Regions from separate parts of the Homo sapiens genome. Here region 1 is linked to region 2. Evidence: read pairs that join two places in POLR2A ChIA-PET (ENCODE). Cell type or tissue: GM12878. All regions are shown on one strand. Each heading gives the region's core, and the rest is flanking DNA. Links, peaks and the distances in the headings are about the cores only. Region 1 overlaps RNF111 (ring finger protein 111). Region 2 overlaps MYO1E (myosin IE).

What was found. Peaks named below come from ENCODE experiments on the same cell type or tissue, not always from the same donor. Only the 100,000 strongest peaks of a DNase experiment are listed, where the experiment ranks them.
Region 1: POLR2A ChIA-PET joins it to region 2 with 5 read pairs; 3 of 35 experiments call an interaction of 5 or more read pairs at or near these places.

What each region holds. Positions count from the first base shown.
Region 1 is chr15:59,051,177-59,055,579 of GRCh38, forward strand. RNF111 (ring finger protein 111) reads left to right here. Exons shown (of 14, transcript NM_017610.8): 3 at 1,129-1,255. Among named protein-coding and RNA genes, the nearest start is that of CCNB2, 52 kb to the right of the region's middle. In GM12878, for the core only: no CTCF peak of the experiment used is centred there; no DNase peak of the experiment used is centred there.
Region 2 is chr15:59,236,178-59,240,580 of GRCh38, forward strand. It overlaps MYO1E (myosin IE), which reads right to left. Exons shown (of 28, transcript NM_004998.4): 5 at 408-495. Among named protein-coding and RNA genes, the nearest start is that of LDHAL6B, 32 kb to the left of the region's middle. In GM12878, for the core only: no CTCF peak of the experiment used is centred there; DNase peaks (open chromatin) are centred at 1,224 and 1,864; H3K4me3 peaks cover 1,371 bases; H3K27ac peaks cover 2,452 bases.

The DNA of each region.
Region 1 (4,403 bases), core at 139-4,138, 190 kb before region 2:
GGTGCGGTGGCTCACGCCTGTAATCCCAGCACTTTGGGAGGCTGAGGAGGGTGGATCATGAGGTCAGGAGATCGCGACCATCCTGGCTAACACAGTGAAACCCCGTCTCTACTAAAAATAAACAAAAAAAAATTAGCTGGGCCTGGTGGCAGGTGCCTGTAGTTCTAGCTACTCGGGAGGCTGAGGCAGGAGAACAGTGTGAACCCAGGAGGCGGAGCTTGCAGTGAGCAGAGATGGCGCCACTGCACTCCAGACTGGGCGATTGAGCGAGACTCTGTCTCAAAAAAAAAAAGGAAAAAAAAAAAAAGACAAATTTTGGCTGGGTGCAGTGGCTCACGCCTATAATCCCAGCACTTTGGGAGGCTGAGGGAGCCAGATCACTTAAGGTTAGAATTTCAAGACAAGCCTGGGCAACATGGTGAAACCCCATCTCTACTAAAAAATTAGCCTGGTGTGGTGGTGCATGCCTGTAGTCCCAGCTACTTGAGAGGCTGAGGCATGAGAATCACTTGAACCCAGGAGGCAGAGGAGGTTGCAGTAAGCCGAGATCATCCCACTGCACTCCAGCCTGGGCAACAGAGTGAGAAACTGTCTCAATAAATAAATAAATAAATAAATAAATAAATAAATGAATAAATAAACAAATGACAAATTTCATAACATAAAACTAAAAAGCTACAGTGTTTTTTTAAAAGAATATATCACCTAAATGAAAACAACCTTGGAAAAAACATAAAGCTATTGTAATTACTTTGAGCTATTAAAGGGTTAATATCTTATATAGTAGAATATCTTATACAAGATCTATAATATACTACAGATATTACAGGATAAATATCTATATAAGATCTTACAAATCATGTAGAAACCACTGAACATCTGTAATGAATACAACAAATCCATAGAAGAGGAAGTAAACATGCAAAGAAGTGTAGATTAAAACAGTGATTACCATTTTTACTGTGTGTGTTTTTTGTTCCTTGTGTATTTTTTTAAAAAACCTTTTTGACAGATAAGATTTTTATTTTTGCAATGAATTTCATGGTCTTCAAAGTCAAAATAAAAATTTCTGCCTAACGATTAGCTGACAGGAAGATGCCTTTAAATGTTTTTTCTTTTTGTTTCCAGGAAGTATTGATGAAGATGTTGTGGTGATAGAAGCTTCCTCCACTCCCCAGGTTACTGCCAATGAAGAAATTAATGTTACCTCAACTGACAGTGAAGTGGAGATTGTAACAGTTGGAGAAAGCTATCGGTGAGATTTTAATTCTTAGTTAAATGTTTGAAATATTAAATATAAATATTAAACATATTTGTGCTGCAGATATTTGCATTCTTTTTATTTATTTATTTTTGAGACCCAGTTTGAGTATGCATATATCAGATTAGTGGATTTTTTTTTTTTTTTTTTTTTTGGTAAGAGATAGAATATTGCTATGTTACCCAGGCTGGACTTCTACCCCTTGGCTCAAGTGATTCTCCTGTCTCATTCTCCATAGTAGCTAGGACTGTAGGCACATGTCACTAAGCCTGTCTAGATTTGTCCTTTTCAAAGCAGGCTGCATTAAACTCACCTGGAGAGATAATAAAATAAAGCTATATTGTTGCCCAGACTCTTTCCCATACTTGAACTAGAATTTTAGAGGTTAGTCTTTTTAAAAGCACCCCAAGTATACAATGAGAGTTAAGAGTTAATGCTCTGAATAAACAATAATTTTACTTAGTGTTTTATAAAATTGTGTTTTTTAATGATATGGAGAATTGATCTGCTTTGAAATTTAGATGTGAATAATACATAAATATTGGGGATGGTACCAAATTAAAAATGAAAAAATATTAAGGGGTATTGATGTTGAAATAGCCCTTTCTGTTAGAATCTACTTGTTTCAATATGTTACTCATTGATACCAGTGAAACTTGTGCTGTTACTGTGTTAGGGCACCCTAATTCAAAACATATGTTTTGATTCTTTTTCCTTCACTCAGTAATTTTATCGGTGCTCTGAACTAACACATTAATGAAACATCCTTATCTGTTTTTATAAATAACTGGAAAAGACATTGCCCTATTGCGGAATCACTTTGACTCTCCCTCCAAAATATCAACTCCTAACATTGCATTCATCTTATACTTTAGATGATTATAAGTATTGGTAATAATAGCAATAAAGAGTTGCTTTGTTACATTTGATACACCCAACTAATAATCTAACGGATGAATCTTAATTTTTGTGTTGGAACGAATTTAGAAGTGCATTTGCTTATTGCATGTTAATATGTTACTGATTTTAAAAGTATATATTCATATTTCTGACATCTGTTACAAACACTTAGAACATGCTTTTCCACTTGCCATTTTAGCATCGAAGTGCTACTTCTAAAGGCATGGAAGTGAGCATTCTATAACATATACTTGTTTGTTTTAATTTTATATTATTTTCCCCAACTCTGAGTAAAACTGAAAACCAGTGTTATGTACCACACCTATCCTCTGACCGTGCATAGTGCTTGGTACAACATTGACTCAATTTTTATGAGCTGTAAGGACTACTGAAATTACAGACCTATTTTTCCTTGTAGGACTAGAGATCTTGTTTTGGACATGGTTGATGTCAAGCAGATGCATTTACCTGAGTTAATAGGCAGTGATCTTGAAAAAGACCCACAGTGTACATGACCCATTGTTATATCTCTTATTGTTATTAAGAGATATTAATTTTGTTACTGTTTAGCTGGCTTTTTGCCCTTTAGTTTATTTTACTTAATTATTTATTTTTTGAGACAGAGTCTCCCTCTGTCACCCAGGCTGGAGGGCAGTGGCGCCATCTTGGCTCACCGCAGCCTCCATCTCCTGGGTTCAAGCAATCCTCCTCCCTCAGCCTTGTGAGTAGCTGGGATTACAGGCATGAGCCACCACACCTGGCTAATTTTTTTTGTATTTTTAGTAGAGACGGGGTTTCAGCATATTAGCCAGGCTGGTCTCGAACTCCTGACCTTGTGATCCACCCGCCTCGGCCTCCCAAAGTGCTAGGATTACAGGCGTGAGCCACCACGCCTGGCCTGGCCCTTTCATTTAAGAGAGTATTTCTTTGTTTTAGAGTCTTTTGTGTCAGGATTTGACAGTTGCTACTAATCATAGTGGCCACTAATACCTCCTTGAGACTTCCTCATACATTCATGTTTTTTTGCAGTTGCTCCATCTAGTACAATATGATGCTTTCACAAAAGTACTGCAAAGTGGACCTATAACTTCCTTCAGCTATTAACAGCTTCCCAGAGATAATAGACTACTCAGTCTCATCATAGACTCTTGATTTTTCAAGAATTTTAAATGGTGGTATCTTTCCTCATACAAAACCATTTTATCCCAAGACATGGCTATCTTGGCTCAAGCTATACCACAACTGTTTCTGATATGTACTATCCTATGTTGACAGTGGCTCGGTAATTAACTTTATACTCCTTCTTAAGAATTTTATTTTAGAATTTGAACTTTTTAAACTCTGGGTTCTATAATCGTTGAAGTTCAAGTTGGGCTGAAAATGTTGAGGCCATTTTCAGCCCACTTTGACCTTTGGAGTTCTCTTCTTAGTGGTTAAGCACCCACCCCCAATGACCTTTTATATTACAGATATTTTCTGTAAATGCTGACAATAAGGTTATAAGCAGTTTTATATTTAGTTTGAACAGGAGAAAGCCCTTGTGTTTTATTGGCCTCACCTTTCTAAAAGATTTATTTTTTTATCCTGGAGCCTTAGGACTGCATATTCTACATATTATCCCTGTATGTCCTTAGTCCAAATCATTATAGTGAGTCCTTCAAAGTATATACACCTGTAAGTAAATTTAGAACAGTGTAATGCCACACACATACTTAAATGAAGTTAGATGTTTAGGGTTCACAGTCACGTGTTTTAGAAGCATAAACTAGCTCACGCAAGTAATATTTCTTAGGGCTACCAAACTAGTAAACTAGCCACAATGTCCTTACCTCTACACATCAGGAAATCTCCCTGGTGCCTGTTTATTTTTTTTGTTTTGTTTTCTTTTATGGCAATACTAGAAGCTTAGCTTGGTTTAGGACTCCCAAAGGAATGTTTTGCAAATCTATCCTGAGCTAAACATACAAGACCTTGTGGATATTATTAAATGTGTAGGGTGTTATTTTTATTCCTTTACCTATGGTGAGTAATTTTAGCTATTAACAGAAAATGTAAATAGTTTATTATAACCTGGGTAAATTCTCAAAAGTAACCATGGAAGAGAGAGTAGCATTCTTGAAACAGAATCCTGTATTTTACACTAATGATTGGTACAACATAGTATTTCTTATATTCTTAGGTCAATTAGTTTACCGAGTGCCAGTCATGATTTTTAATTACGATTATTTCTTTGGAGAAATCT
Region 2 (4,403 bases), core at 298-4,297:
ACTAAAAATACAAAAATTAGCTGGGCATGGTGGGGCACACCTGTAATCCCAGCTACTCAGGAGGCTGAGGCAGGAGAATCTCTTGAACCCGGGAGGCAGAGGTTGTGGTGAGCCGAGATCGCGCCACTGCACTACTCCAGCCTGGGCAACAGAGCAAGACTCTGTCTCAAAAAAGAAAAAAAAAAAATATATACACACACACACACACACACACACACACACACACACACACACACACACACAAACACACATACATATGCTATTCCTTTCCATTCCAGATTTCAAGTTTCACAGTTATAGAAGAACCAGTGTCTTTTCTGTGGAAGAAAAATTCTTTTCTAACAGCAAATGGAGCCTCTTACATTTCCCATAACATAAGGTATCATAATGGGCCACTGCCCACTCACCTGGACTTTGGTCCCTCCTCCAGACACTCTGGAGATGTAGCTCATGATATATTTGGCAGCCACTGTTTTTCCAGCACCACTTTCACCACTAAAGAAAGACAGACAAAGAATCCACCTGAGAAGTGGATTGCGACCAGCTCCCTTCCTTGTCTCCCCCATCACACAAAACAAACAAACAAACAAAAAAACAAAAAAAACAGGCAGAAAAGAATTTTTTTTTTTAAGTACAATACCAGTAGAGAAAGGCAAGTTACAGCAGGATTAGGTCGCCCATGTGACCCGTGTGAGCCGGATTAACATGGTGTGGATAATTACCACTGTGCACACCACTGACCATTAAGCATTTTACATGCCCAATAATGGGGGATATGATTAGGAAAATTATGGAGTATCACAAGGGTGGAATTCTACATAAATTACAACTGACATGAAGACTGTAAACACAGGAAACAAGCAAATGAAATCATGTTAAGTGAAATAAGTCATTCAAGTTATATACAAAACATGATTACAATTTTTTTTTCTTAAAAAAAAGACTGGAACTACCACAAAATATTAACAAAGGCTTTGGTCAAGCCAGAGACTAGAGAAACTTGTTTTAATTCATTAGTTTTCAAACATTTTATAATGCATATGCTATTTTTGTAATTTAAAAAAAGAAAAGAAAAAGTGGGCACTCTGAGGTTTCAAACCATGTGCCTTGAATTGATGCAAGCTTCCTTATTTTAGAAGTTCTAAAATTAAACCTTGAAGCAATATTAATCACATCCGGAGTAACAAAGGCCACCTTCCGCTGGGTAGCCTTCCTGCATGGGGAGAGCCTTTTGTTAATAATATATAGTCTGCTCTTCAAAATCCCCATTCTTCCTACAAAATCCCCCTGAATTGATAATGACCTCAATTCAAAACATGCTTAAGTCAGTCAGATTTTTCATCTTTCTATTGGTACCCTTTGTGTTACCAGGATAGAATTAAAGAACCCCATATCATATAAAATGATGGTGGGAGTTAGTATGAAAAATGCAGACTGCTACAAGTTCATAGGACAATATTTTTGTTCGCGCTTCGCGATAAAAAATTTTAGGGCGCAGAGCAAATGTTCTTCTATGAATATCCAGCCCAAATTAATTGTTATCGATTGCTGAGTTACTCAAGGAAAGAGAAAACATTTGCTTGGGGAACAACCAAGCAAGGTGACACTCCTATTCCCAAAAGGAAACTGAAATTTGAAATAATTTTACATTTCAAAACAAAACAAAAGAAACAAATGAACAGAGAATTGAGCTGGCCATATAGCGAAACTCAGAACTTTGCTGAATTTCCTTGAACTAATAATACGGTTTTAAAGAAATTATGGGGAGGCGGGAACCATCCTCTGTTCAGAGCTCATGACCTGCAAAAGTCTGAACCCACCTATGCAAGTCACTCACCATCCTAGTGCTATGCTCCTGGCTTCCTGGTCACATGAATAAGAAAACCAAACTGAAATTTCGTAAGCTACAGTAGCAAGTAGAAAACCAGCAAGCCTGGGACGAGGTGTCACACTCTTCCAGAGGACATGCTTACTCACAGGCAGCAACTAGGTCGGGCAAATTCAACTCCATGGGGAAATTATCTTTTCAAATGGTTGACATACTCAGATGATGTATTTACTAGATCCAGGGTCAACACACACACTCTCTCATTGGAATTACACGGTTTGGCAACAATGAAACTCCATTTTAGAAGTTGTAAACAATGTAAACATTCAAGAATATTGGAAAGTCCAAGCTTACAATGGCACAACCACCCAATATAATACTGCACAGGCATTTGAAGTACTTACAAAGAGTATGTAGCAACATAAAGATAATGCAGCCTAAGTTAAGTGGTAATGTGAATAGAAGATACTATATTTATAACAAGTTTACAACTATGTGAAAATAATGTATGGGCAAAAACAAATTGACAAGGAAAAAGAAATATTCCTTACTTGTTAGGAGGCTGGTATAGGAATGGTTTTTTTGAAATGGAGTCTCACTTTGTCACCCAGGCTGGAGTGCAGTGGCACAATCTTGGCTCACTGCAATCTCTACCTCCTAGGTTCAAATGATTCTCCTGCCTCAGCCTCCCAAGTATCTGGGATTACAGGTGTGCACCACCATGCCTAGCTAATTTTTTAATTTTTAGTAGAGACGGGGTTTCACCATGTTAGCCAGACTGGTCCCAACTCCTGACCCCAGGTGATCCGCCTGCCTTGGCCTCCCAAAGTGCTGGGATTACAGGTGTGAGCCACGACACCTGGCTCTTTTTCCTTTTCATGTGCTTTCTCATAATTTTCTATTTTTTTTAGATTTTTATGCCGGGTACAATGGCTCGTGCCTGTAATCCTAGCACTTTGGGAGGCCAAGGTGGACGGATCATTTGAGGTCAGGAGTTCGAGACCAGCCTGGCCAACATGGTGAATCCCCGTCTCTACTAAAAATACAAAAACTAGCTGGGCGTGATGGCAGGTGCCTGTAATCCCAGCTACTCAGGAGGCTGAGGCAGGAGAATCTCTTGAACCCGGGAGGCAGAGGTTGCATTGAGCCAAGATTGTGCCACTGCACTCCATCCTGGGCAACAAGAATGAAACTGTGTCAAAAAATATATATATATATATTTTTTTTATTTTTTAAAATTTGTGTATTTCAGATTTTTTAAAACAGCTTTTCCAGAGAAAAGGGAGGGATCACACCTCACAATAATCACCACTGATCAATTTCATTACATTATTATTATTCAACTTCCTACATATCACCATAAGTATGTATATTTTCCTTAAGTTTACACTGTCACATTTAAACTTTACTAGAACAAGCTGGGAAAGAGAGAGAGAGCAAGCGTGAGCAAACCCTATAAGAATTATAAAATAATATATATAAAGGGGAATTTATTAAATTTAAAAAAGAATTATAAAAGGACAGTAATCCCAGTAATCCTCCCACTGTGTCTTTGGTTAATACTGTATTCAGACATGAAATATTTTGTCTCTTTTGTTGGAAACAAAAGCAAGTAATAATAATGGAAAGTAGCTCTTTTAATATATCAAAATAAGTATACCAGTTCCAAAAATAGGATATCTGCATTCTCAGCAACTATGATCTTTTCCAGCAGACTTAAAATAATTAGTTCTCACTAAACATTGATCGGAATTTTCATTACTTGGTTTCAATTTACAGACACTTAAGAAGAATTTTTATTGATCAGAGGCTGGTGAGTTGGTCAAAATATGGTACAATAATGGAATGTTACAGAATGACTTGAAACCTACAGTATATGCAACCATAATTATGCTGGCCTGTTTGGGATGAGAACATATTGTTTCTTCTCCGGCACTAAAACCCAAGTTAAAAGAAAGTGAAGGTCTTAGACAAAATAATATATCCCAAATTATTTACTTTGCATCTCACAGCAGTTATTGTACAGCAATTTGCTTTGTTTACGCTTCCAGGCAGCCCGTCCTAATTTAATTGACTTATAAAATGGACACACACACACAAATACTCTAGAAATTAGGAAAATATCCCAGTGGTTCCCAAATCTGGCAGTCTATCAGAATCGTCAGAGTACTTTTTAATTGCCCATGTCTGGGCCCGTCTTCTGACCTGCTGGATCCCAGTCTCCAGGGACAGAGTCTAGGAATAGGAATTTCTAACAAACTCCCTAGTTCTTGTATAGCCAGCTGGGAACAAGCCAAGCAATTTTAAATCAAAGTCATAACAGACTTTATAGGAAATATTAATTCAAATAGGAAGTATTGTAGAGTGTGTGTCTGTGTGTGGGGGGGGTCTGTGTACTAACTATAGAAATGGAAACATACGGTAAAATATCAACGAAATGGAAAGAATGTTCTGGGGAAAAAAAGCCATTTACAATGGTATAATCCAAGGACCATAATTATTTTTCTGAGAAAGGTTATTCCTCACTTAAAAGTCAATAGTATTTTCTATTCACTTCAACTTATTCAGCAAATGT